Regions from separate parts of the Homo sapiens genome. Here region 1 is linked to region 2. A link is an interaction called in ENCODE POLR2A ChIA-PET data of the cell type or tissue named here. Cell type or tissue: MCF 10A. All regions are shown on one strand. Each heading gives the region's core, and the rest is flanking DNA. Links, peaks and the distances in the headings are about the cores only.

Region 1 (4,000 bases), core at 1-4,000, 320 kb after region 2:
AGTCACTCTGACCTTGACTTTTAGTGACTAAACCTGTGCTCACCCTCATGTGAAACTATAAAAAATATAATTTCCTTTTTAGGTGGCACAATCTCAGCTCACTGCAACCTCTGCCTTCCGGGCTCAAGTGATTCTCCTGCCTCAGCCTCCTGAGTAGCTGGGATTACAAGCGTGCACCACCACACCTGGCTAATTTTTGTATTTTTAGTAGAGATGGGGTTTCACCATGTTGGCCATGCTGGTCTCGAACTCCTGACCTGAAGTGTTCTGCCCACCTTGGCCTCCCAAAGTGCTGGGATTACAAGGCGTGAGCCACCACGCCCAGCTAATTTTTGTATTTTTAGTAGTGACGGGGTTGCACTGTGTTGGCTAGGCTGGTCTTGAACTCCTGACCTGAAGTGATCCGCCCGCCTTGGCCTCCCAAAGTGTTGGGATTATAGGCATGAGCCACTGTGCCCAACTACTTTTTGTATTCTTAGTAGTGATGGGGTTTTGCCATGTTGGCCAGGCTGGTCTCGAACTCCTGGCCTTAAGCGATCCACACTGGGATTACAGGTGTGAGCCACCGTGCCTGGCCCAAATTGTTGCTTTTCACAGACAGGAAAGAAATGTAGATATATGGAATGCTGACAAAGATGTAATCCGTTCATACGTCTCAGGAGAGACAGAAGGGCTGTTTGACCTCAGATGGGTTGGCTGAGGAGATTTGCAGCATGTCTGAAATACAAAAACTGTTTCTACAGCTTGCCTTCGATTTAGAGTAGGCTCCAACTCTTCTGCCCATCCCAAACTCCTTTGCTACTTGGAAGGTTAATAAGTTGACTAAAAAACACCCATGGGAAGAGGATGCAAAGGAGAGATTTAGGTTGACAACTGATTCTCAGTAGCAGATGGGAGAAAGCATCTTTAGCAGGCAAAGGGAAAATGGATTTTATTTTGGAATTTCTATTATGTGATGAGGGCAGTACAAAGTTGTTCGTATGCTTTTTTGAATCCTCTTCCTCAAATAAGCCAGAATCCTGTGGTTGCAGTGGGTGTTACAGGATCCAGCTATTCTTCCTTTTGCCGAATGGAAGTGGGTGTGACCCCAACGCATCCCTGCTCTGGGTGCCTCTCATTTTTATTCTTTAGGGCCAGGAACTCTCTTTCTGGGGAGGGATACAATTCCAGACCCTTAAAACTGAAAATAATTGGGAACAATCTTTACTGAATTATCTCTTGTCTCAAAAAGGGAAAAACCTATTTAAAGCCTATTTAGGTTTAGGGTCAGGTACGGTGGCTCACGTCTGTAATCTTAGCACATTAGGAGGCCGAGGCAGGAGGATTGCTTGAGGTCAGGAGTTCGAGATCAGCCTGGGCAGCATGGGGAGATGCTTATCTCTCTTTTTTTTATTTTTTGAGACAGAGTTTTGCTCTTGTTGCCCAGGCTGGAGTGCAATGGCGCGGTCTTGGGTCACTGCAACCTCCGCCTCCTGGGCTCAAGCAATTCTCCTGCCTCAGCCTCGTGAGTAGCTGGGATTACAGGTATGTGCCACCACGCCCGGCTAATTTTGTATTTTTAGTAGAGACAGGGTTTCTCCATGTTGGTCAGGCTGGTCTCAAACTCCCAACCTCAGGTGATCCACCCGCTTCGGCCTCCTAAAGTGCTGGGATTACAGGTGTGAGCCACTGCACCTGGCCTGGGAGACGCTTATCTTTACCAAAAAAATTAAAATTTAGCTGGGCATGGTGGTGCATGCCTGTAGTCCCAAATTCTTGGGAGGCTGAGGTGGGAGGATCACATGAACCCAGTAGTTCAAGGCTGCAGTGAGCTATGATCATGCCACTGCACTCCAGCCTGGGCAACAGAGCTAGATCCTGCTCTTCAAAAGAAAAAAAAATAAAAAAAGGGCTGGGCGCAGTGGCTCACGCCTGTAATCCCAGCACTTTGGGAGGCCAAGGTGGGCGGATCACGAGGTCAGGAGATCGAGACCATCCTGGCTAACATGGTGAAACCCCGTCTCTACTAAAAATACAAAAAATTAGCCGGGCGTGGTGGCGGGCGCCTGTAGTCCCAGCTACTCAGGAGGCTGAGGCAGGAGAATGGCGTGAACCCAGGAGGCGGAGCTTGCAGTGAGCCGAGATGGCGCCACTGCCCTCCAGCCTGGGTGACAGAGCAAGACTCTGTCTCAAAAAAAAAAAAAAAAAAGTCTATTTATAGGTCTTGGCTACCTGGCGAGTGTTACCTTATCCTTTTAAATGCATCAGACAGCTTCAGATTTCTTTGACTTGTAAGTAGGCTGTGTAGCTGGCAGTGCCTTGAAATGACTAATAGTGGTGATAATATCAAATTTGTTTTTTGTCAGTCTTCATAGGTGCTTAGAAACATTTGCAAGTATGATCTGTTTTTATTACATCTCTGGTAGCCAATTTCTAGAGTCTTGACTCCAGGTGTGTACTCTGGCTAGAGAATGCTGTTCCTTGATTTATTGCCTCTTTAAGCCAGGTGTCTGCAATTGGGTAGAGTTTTTCATTCTTTACATAAACATTTTACCTTGGTGAATATTTAAACCAACTACCAACTGAATTACCTTTTTATGAAGGTGCTAGGGAAAAGCTGTATTCTTTGGGGACAGTCATGCTTAGTACTGAATATAATGGAAACCTTTCCCTGCTGCCTGTGGCTTAGCCGTTTGGTCAGGGTGAGGGTGGCAGCTGCCATATCAGCTAGGTGGGGCTATGTCAAACACAATAAAATGAGGATAGTGCTTGTGTTTGAGTGGTATAACTGCGTGATTTGGTTTTGTTTTGCTGTTTTTTCTTTCTAAATTTCCTTTTTATATTATTTAGAAATGTTAGAAAAATATGATCAGAAATGTGAAGGAGGTTCATGAAGCAAATTATAGCAAACCAGATAGCTTTGGATTTCTCTTTTTAAGTAGGTTAAGTAGTGTAAGTAGAATAACATTCCTTAATTTGGTATGGTGATGGCCCAATTTGAAGTGGGGTGCTGCCTACATTAATTGATTTATTAAACATAATCCCAATCAACATATTAAAATAGTTTTCTTTTTTCTTTTAGAATAGTTTTATTTTGAGATTTGTCAACATGGTCATAAAGTTCACTTGAAAGAATAGTAGGCAAGAATTCTAAAATTGTTTTAAAAGATGATGGGTGCTAACCTTACTTAGATAGTAAAGTATAGCACAGAGTTGTGGTGATTAAATTAGTGTGATGGCAGCACAGGATTGGACACAGGTCAGTGGTGATGCAGGGCCCAGAACAAGCCCTGGTATAGGTGAAGATGCAACATATGTTCAGAGAAGTGTCGTAAGTCATTGTGGGAAGATGAGACAATGAGATAACTAGTTGGAATTTGTTTTTGTGAGCTGTGTAAAGAACTAAATTGATTTTCTCCCCAGATGAATCAGAGTTATGTAAAAAGTGAAATCATTAAAAATGTATGTACAGGCCGGGCGTGGTGGCTCACGCCTGTAATCCCAGCACTTTGGGAGGCCAAGGCAGGCGGATCACAAGGTCAGGAGGTCGAGACCATCCTGGCTAACACGGTGAAACCCCATCTCTACTAAAAATATATATATAAAAAAATAGCCGGACGTGGTGGTGGCGGGCGCCTGTAGTCCCAGCTACTCAGGAGGCTGAGGCAGGAGAGTGGCCTGAACCCAGGAGGCAGAGCTTGCAGTGAGCCAAGATCGTGCCACTGCACTCCAGCCTGGGCAACAGAGCGAGACTCCATCTCAAAAAAAAAAAAAAATGTGTGTACAAAACCCATAAGAAACAACATCCAGAAGTGGTCCCAAATATATGTATCTATGGGAAGGGGGTGTATGATGAAGATGGACCTTTAGTTTAATGGGGAAAGATGGATTATTTAGGAAATCTTACCTAAAGCAGGATCCCTACATCATCCCTGTACATTCATTCCACCAAATAAATCCTAGTTGGCTTTATTGAATTGAATGTAACAAGGGAAGCCGTGAAAGTTCTAGAAGGAAATAG
Region 2 (7,144 bases), core at 2,084-6,083:
CAAGAGCGAAACTCTGTCTCAAAAAAAATAAAAATAAAAATAAAAAATGAATTAACATAAAGCATTCAACGCCTCAGTTGCACAAGCCTCATTTCAGGTGATGAACTGCCGCCCGGGGCTCATGGCTAATGCAGTGATTGGGGCAGGTGCACGGCATTTCCTCCACTGCAGAAAGTTCTACTGGACGGTGGGCCCCTGTCTACTGCTGGCCACCCCCCGCCCCTACACCATCCTCATCTAAGTCCTCGTCTGTCCCTCTTCCCTGCCTCCTGCAGCCCTTTGATGAATCCATTATCCACCTGACAGCTGGATGGATCTTAAAACACAAGTCATATCCTGGCCCCCTCTCCACAACTGAAGCATCTTCAATGGCTCCCTATTGCCCCCCCCCCCACCTTTTCTTTGAGACAAGAGTCTCGCTCTGTCACCCAGGCTGGAGTGCAGTGTCCCAATCTCAGCTCACTGCAACCTCTGCCTGCCGGGTTCAAGCAATTCTCCTGCCACAGCCTCCCAAGTAGCTGAGATTACAGGTGCTTGCCACCATGCCTGGCTAATTTTTGTTTTTGAGACAGAGTTTCGCTCTTGTTGCCCAGGCTGGAGTGCAATGGCGCGATCTCGGCTCACTGCAACCTACACCTCCCAGGTTCAAGTGATTCTCCTGCCTCAGCCTCCCGAGTAGCTAGGATTACAGGCGCCCACCACCACACCCAGCTAATTTTGTATTTTTAGTAGAGATGGGGTTTCTCCATGTTGGTCAGGCTGGTCTCGAACTCCCGACCTCTGGTGATCCACTCACCTCGACCTTCCAAAGTGCTGGGATTACAGGGATGAAATTTTTGTATTTTTTAAGTAGAGATGGGGTTTTTGCCATCTTGGCCAGGCTGGTCTTGAACTCCTGACCTCAGGTCATCCACCTGCCTCGGCCTCCCAGAGTGCTGGGATTATAGGCATGAGCCACCGTGCCTGGCCCCTATTGCCCTTTGCATAAAATCCAAACATCTCCCCTGGTTCACATGACTTCATCGCCTGCCACACCCGCTTGCTCACTGCAGTCCCGCCAAGGCACCATCTCACTGTTTCTCAAACCCACCAAGCTCTCATGTCCCAGCCTTTGTGCTTGCTGTTCCACATGCCAGGAAGGTCCTTCCCTCATTTCTCTTTTCACCGTTTTCTCTCTAGCATTTTATTCTTAAACATCCAGATTAACCATCTATATTTTTTCCCTTTTGAGGATAACTGCCTGCCCTCTGCGACTGCCTTTATAATAATACATCCTATACTCTATGCAGTTTTCAGGGTGCTTTAGTCTAGAAATGGTTAAGAAATCCTTGGTGAAGCGTGGTGGCTCATGCTTGTAATCCCAGCACTTTGGGAGGCCGAGGCAGGGGGATCACGAGGTCAGGATTTTGAGACCAGTCTAACCAAGATGGTGAGACCCCGTCTCTACTAAAAATACAAAAATTAGCTGGGTGTGGTGGCAGGTGCCTGTAGTCCCAGCTACTCCAGAGGCTGAGGCAGGAGAATTGCTTGAACCTGGGAGGCAGAGGTTGCAGTGAGCCGAGATCGTGCCATTGCACTCTAGCCTGGGTGACAGAGCAAGACGTCGTCTCAAAAAAAAAAAAAAAGAAAAAAAAATCCTTACATGACAGCCAGATATGGTAGGGAAATGATGAATACTCCCACAACATAGGAAGAACCTGAGAGTCACAGAAATGAAGTGATTTGCTTGAGGTCAATGACTCAGTGACTGGGCCAGGAGTCAACCCCAGCTCATGAAATTCCAAGTGGGATGTTCCTTCTGCTGATACACACTAACGTGCTATTTTGTTTTGTATTGTGCAAAAATAGGTTCTGGTCCTTTAAGATGTAACAATGGGGTTCACAGTTCTGGCATAACTTATTCCCTTTTACAAATATGGCCGGAGTGAACAGGTACATTAGTCCCCCTAACCCACAAGGGTGGATTCCAAGACCCCCAGTGGATGTTTGAAACCACAGTCTAGAACTCTAGATACGCTGTTTTTTTCTATATGTACACACCTATAAGACAGCTTAGTTTATGAATTAGGCACAGTAAGAGATTAACAACAAGAATAAAATAAAACAGGGCCAGGCACCGTGGCTCACACCTGTAATCCCAGCACTTTGGGAAGCCAAGGCGGGAGGATCACTTGAACTCAGGAGTTCAAGACCAGCCTGGCTTGTTACCGAGCCAGCTACTGACTGACTCACAGGCAGGTGGTGTCTCCAGCAGGGATACACAGAGGAAGGGGCGAATCATATCCCGGGTGGGATGCAGCAGGACAGCGCACGATCTCATCACGCTGCTCAGAGCAGTGCATGATCTAAAATTTATGAATTATTTCTCGAATTTTCCAGGTAATATTTTCAGACCTCAGGTAACTGAAACTACAGAAAGTGAAACCGTGGATAAGGTTATAAAATGGGGCCCCCTTGGACGTCTTCTCTCATTTCTTTTTTTCTTTACTTTTTTTTTTTTTTTTTTTTTGGAGACAGGGTCTTGCTCTGTTGCCCAGGCTGGAGTGCAGTGGCACGATCTCAGCTCACTGTAAGCTACGCCTCCTGGGTTCAAGTGGTTCTCCTGCCTCAGCCTCTTGAGTAGCTGGGACTACAGGCAGGTGCCACCATGCCTGGCTAATTTTTTTTGTATTTTTATTATTTTATTTTATTTTTGAGACGGAGTCTCACTCTGTCACCCAGGCTGGAGTGCAGTGGTGCGATCTCAGCTCACTGCAACCTCCGCCTCCCGGGTTCAAGCGATTCTCCTGCCTCAGCCTCCTGAGTAGCTGGGACTTGACAGGTGCCCGCCACCACACCAAGCTAATTTTTTGTACTTTTAGTAGAGACGGGGTTTCACTGTGTTAGCCAGGATGGTCTCGATCTCCTGACCTCGTGATCCGCCCACCTCAGCCTCCCAAAGTGCTGGGATTACAGGTGTGAGCCACGTGCCCAGCCTTTTCTTTTCTTTGTTTGTTTTGAGACAGAATCTCACTCTATCGCCCAGGCTGGAATGCAGTGGCGTGATCTCGGCTCACTGCAAACTCCGCCTTCTGGGTTCACGCCATTCTTCTGCTTCAAGCCTCCAGAGTAGCTGGGACTACAGGCGCCCACCACCACGCCCGGCTAATTTTTTTTTTATTTTTTTAAGTAGAGACGGGGTTTCACCGTGTAAGCCAGGATGGTCTCGATCTCCTGACCTTGTGATCCACCCGCCTCGGCCTCCCAAAGTGCTGGGATTACAGGTGTGAGCCACAGCACCTGGCCTTTTTTCTGTATTTTTAGTAGAGACGGCGTTTCACCATGTTGGCCAGGCTAGTCTCAAACTCCTGACCTGAGATGATCCACCTGCCTCGGCCTCCCAAAGTGCTGGGATTACAGGCGTGAGCCACCATGTCAGCCAAGGTTGTTCCACTCTCGTCACACACAGCAGAGACAAGGGTTGAGACTTGCCCACTGGGTTTGGCAACTATGGCATGCAGTGACATCAGGACAGGAGGTGGCGGGGCAGGCATCAGGCTGCAGTGGGTGAGGGAAGAAGTCAGCCCCGGGGCGCTGGAGGCAGTCACACCCTGCCTGCCTTTCCTGGGGCCTCTGCCCTTGCTGTTCACTCCTCCAGAAGGCTCTTTCAACAGGGAGCAGTGTGGCTCCTTCCCTCCTCTCCTTCAGGGCTCTATGGAATGTCGCCTCCTCCCAGAGACCTTTCCTGACTGCTCTGAAACAGCTTCCTTGGCAGTCTGCCCCATGACAGTGGCTTTACTCATGGCTCTCACCCCTACCTGATTTCACAATACTTCTCTGGGGCCGGGCGGGGTGATTCACACCTGTAATCCCAGCACTTTTGGAGGCTGAGGCAGGTGGATCACTTGAGGTCAGGAGTTCGAGACCAATCTGGCCAACATGGTGAAACCCTGTCTCTACTAAAAATACAAAAAACTGGCCGGGTATGGGGCCAGGCACGTGTAGTCCCAGCTACTTGGGAGGCTGAGGCTGGAGAATTGCTTGAACCCAGGAGGCTGAGGTTGCAGTGAGCTGAGATCGTGCCATTTCACTACAGCCTGAGGAACACAGCGAGACTCTGTCTCAAAACAAAAACAAAAATCAAAAACAAAAAAAACAGTAATTCTCTGGGTTTTTTGGTTTGCCTCTCCTGCGGGCAGGAACCACCTCTGTGCTGTTCACTGTTGGGTCCCTGGGAACACAGGCGAGCTCAATACCTGTTTGGTGAAGGAAGGCTCAAAGGAAGGAGTGGTTGAAGAGGGTTAATCGTCATCTCTCTGGCTTTAGGTGCCCTGCAGCCTTGGCAAGGGCATTCCACTTCCTGACCTGTGTTCATTCAAGCAGCCACCCTGGGAGGTGCGCTGGGTGGGGACAGTTCTTCCTGTTAAGAACGCAAGTGGTGGAGGGGGCCTTTGTCAAGGTCAGAGACAAGCACCCTGTGAGCCAGAGGCCAACCAGTCCCCAAGGTCAGCTGCCTGCCAGGCCATTCTAAAAGCACCAGTTCTTCCAGGAAGCTGTCCCCAGCCTTCCCAACCGGGAATTAACCTCTGGGCCTCAGTTTTCTCATCTGTGAAATGGAGATGTGAAAAGTGAGCGAGCCTTGATGACAGTCATAATAAAGATGGTTAATATCGACTCTCTTTCTCTCATATAAAAGTCATGGTCTAGACCGGGCGCTGTGGCGCATGCTTGTAATCCCAGCACTTTGGGAGGCTGAGGCGGGCGGATCGCTTGAGGTCAAGAGTTCAAGACCAGCCTGGGCAACATGGTGAAACGCTGTCTCTACTAAAAATACAAAAATTAGCCGGATGTGGTGGCATATGCCTGTAATCCCAGCTACTTGGGAGGCTGAGGCAGGGGAATCACTTGAGCTGGGGAGGTGGAGCAGAGATTGAACCACTACACTCCAGCCTGGGCAACAGAGTGAGACTCTGCCTCAAAAAAAAAAAAAAAAAAAGGGGGGGGGGGCGGGGTTTGCTCTGTTGCTCAGGCTGGAGTGCAGTGGTGTGATCATAGCTCACTCCAGCCTCAACCTCCTGGGCTCAAGCCATCCTCCTGCCTCAGCCTCCTGAGGAGCTGGGGCCGCAGGTGTGTACCACTGTGTTACATGCCAGGTCTAGCTCAAAGCCCTTCACCTGGATTAACTCATCTTTCCCCCAAAAGCCCTACAAGGTAGACACTATTGTTGGCCCCATTTTACAGGCTGAGAAACGGAAGCACAGAGAGCTGGAGTGACTTGCCCCAGGCCACACAGCTAAGGGGAAGCTTTGTAAATAACAGAGGACCTTACTGGAGTATTTTTTTTTCTTAGCCTACCCCAGAAAACAGGAAGGAATCCTCACCCTACTTGTCCCAGCCCTGACCAGGTGAGGAAAAATGTCAGCCCTCTCAAGAAAGAGGGCCTCTGGAAAGGGAGAGGCAGCCAGCTCCGACTCCAGCACCTCCTCCAGGTTGCCTTCCTGGCTTGACTCTGCCCAACCCAGCTTTCCCTAGAATTCAGTGTGGGCCTTTGGGGCGTGGGGGTGGTGGGGGGACCAGGCCTGCAGAGGACTACTTCCGTGTGCACCAACCCCATGCCCACTTGGGGATGGGGGAGCGTACTATTAATAAATACCTTCTCTCATATGAGTCAGGAGGGTCAGGTTCCATTCACTCATGCACATTCTGGGCAGGACTGTTCAGGGCAGCCTCCACATCTCGAATTGACGCCCACATTTCCCTCTCTGGGTGTCAATTTCCTTATCTGGGAGAGGGGGTGATAACAGTGATAACCCTCCCCCTAATCTGGAAGGTGAAAGCCCAGGAGAAGGGAGGCAATGCTTAGAGCGGGAGCAGTGCAGGGGCAGGGGTGGAGTGGGGGGCAGTGCCGGGAGGCAGGAGGACTGCTATTGTGGTTACTGTTGAAACTTCCAGGAGAAGTTAATAGCCTGGCATGGTGGGTGGTCAGAACCCCAGAATCTTTGGACCCAGAAGCTTCAGGGGCCTCCCAGCCACCAGGTGATACCATTACCCTCCACATTCTACCTAAAATGATACCAGGGCTGAAAGGGTCCATGTCACCTGCCCGTAGTCACAGAGGGGGCCCATCCAGCCTCTGCAGATGGGCTTAGAGGTTAAAACAGCCCAGGTAGACCAGGCGTGGTGGCTCACACCTGTAATCCCAGCACTTTGGGAGGCTGACATGGGAGGATCACTTGAGCCCAAGAGGCTGTGGCTGCAATGAGTTATGATCATGCTATGGCACTCCAGCCTGGGTGACAGAGCGAGACCCTGTCTCTAACCATTCCCCACCTCAAAAAAAAACCCAGGAATTACATGCAAAGGATGCACGTGCTTCTGGTGAGGAAGTCTCTAGGCCTGGGCTCCCCCTAGAGCCGCCCATCGTCCTGACGTGCACTCAGGCGGTGCGGCAGGGCTGGGCGGAAGGGAGGCTCATGCCGCACACAGGGCTATTTTCTTGGTGGGATGAGGCTTTGCCAAGGAAGTCCTGCTTCCAGGGACAGGGGTCTCTAAGGCCCAGAGCAGAGTTGAGGAAAAAAGACCTCAAATCTGCAGGAGGACACACAGGGCGGGTGGACCCCAGCTCCAGCTGCGGCGTTGGTCAGGGAGGGGTACTGGCAGCATGAGAAGTGAAGCTGCCAGAAGAGGAACCCACTTTTACTCACTCTGCTGGGGGCCGCCCACCTGTGCTTTCCCAGGGAGACAGGGGCTGGGCAGCCCCAGCTGGGAGTTGAGACCACCTTCTGGGTGACCCCAGCCTTGTCTCAGCCCAGGCCTCCGGTGCTTCTGGGGCTCACAACACACATCTGTCCCTGGTTCCTTGTCTTAGCAAATCCTACTCCATTGCCTAACAATTTTCTTTCTGTTCCCATCTCAGGCTGAAAAGGGGACCACCGCTCCCCGGGCAACCCCTATCCCATCCTGTGCCCCTCTAACCCTGGACCCCACACCTTGGCCCTGATGAGCTCACTCTCCCGTCTGTGTCTTCACAGCCCACCTCACCCCGCCTCCCCCGGCCCAGGAAACTTCAGACTTCACCGCAGCTTCCTGCCTCAGAGGATGTCAGGGCCCCGGTGAGGCCGACAGAGCAGTGAGTGCCATGGCCCCCGCCCCTTCCCTTCTGAGC

The links. ChIA-PET counts read pairs that join two places held together with the same protein. Peaks named below come from ENCODE experiments on the same cell type or tissue, not always from the same donor. Only the 100,000 strongest peaks of a DNase experiment are listed, where the experiment ranks them.
Region 1: POLR2A ChIA-PET joins it to region 2 with 5 read pairs; 4 of 35 experiments call an interaction of 5 or more read pairs at or near these places.

The regions. Positions count from the first base shown.
Region 1 is chr12:122,108,907-122,112,906 of GRCh38, forward strand. The region is part of intron 1 of MLXIP (MLX interacting protein); the gene reads left to right. Among named protein-coding and RNA genes, the nearest start is that of MLXIP, 32 kb to the left of the region's middle. RefSeq lists enhancers at 1-203, 3,216-3,510. In MCF 10A, for the core only: no CTCF peak of the experiment used is centred there; a DNase peak (open chromatin) is centred at 2,265.
Region 2 is chr12:121,782,935-121,790,078 of GRCh38, forward strand. All of the region lies in intron 2 of RHOF (ras homolog family member F, filopodia associated), which reads right to left. Among named protein-coding and RNA genes, the nearest start is that of RHOF, 7.2 kb to the right of the region's middle. RefSeq lists a silencer at 4,420-4,469 and an enhancer at 6,326-7,042. In MCF 10A, for the core only: no CTCF peak of the experiment used is centred there; DNase peaks (open chromatin) are centred at 2,207 and 3,727.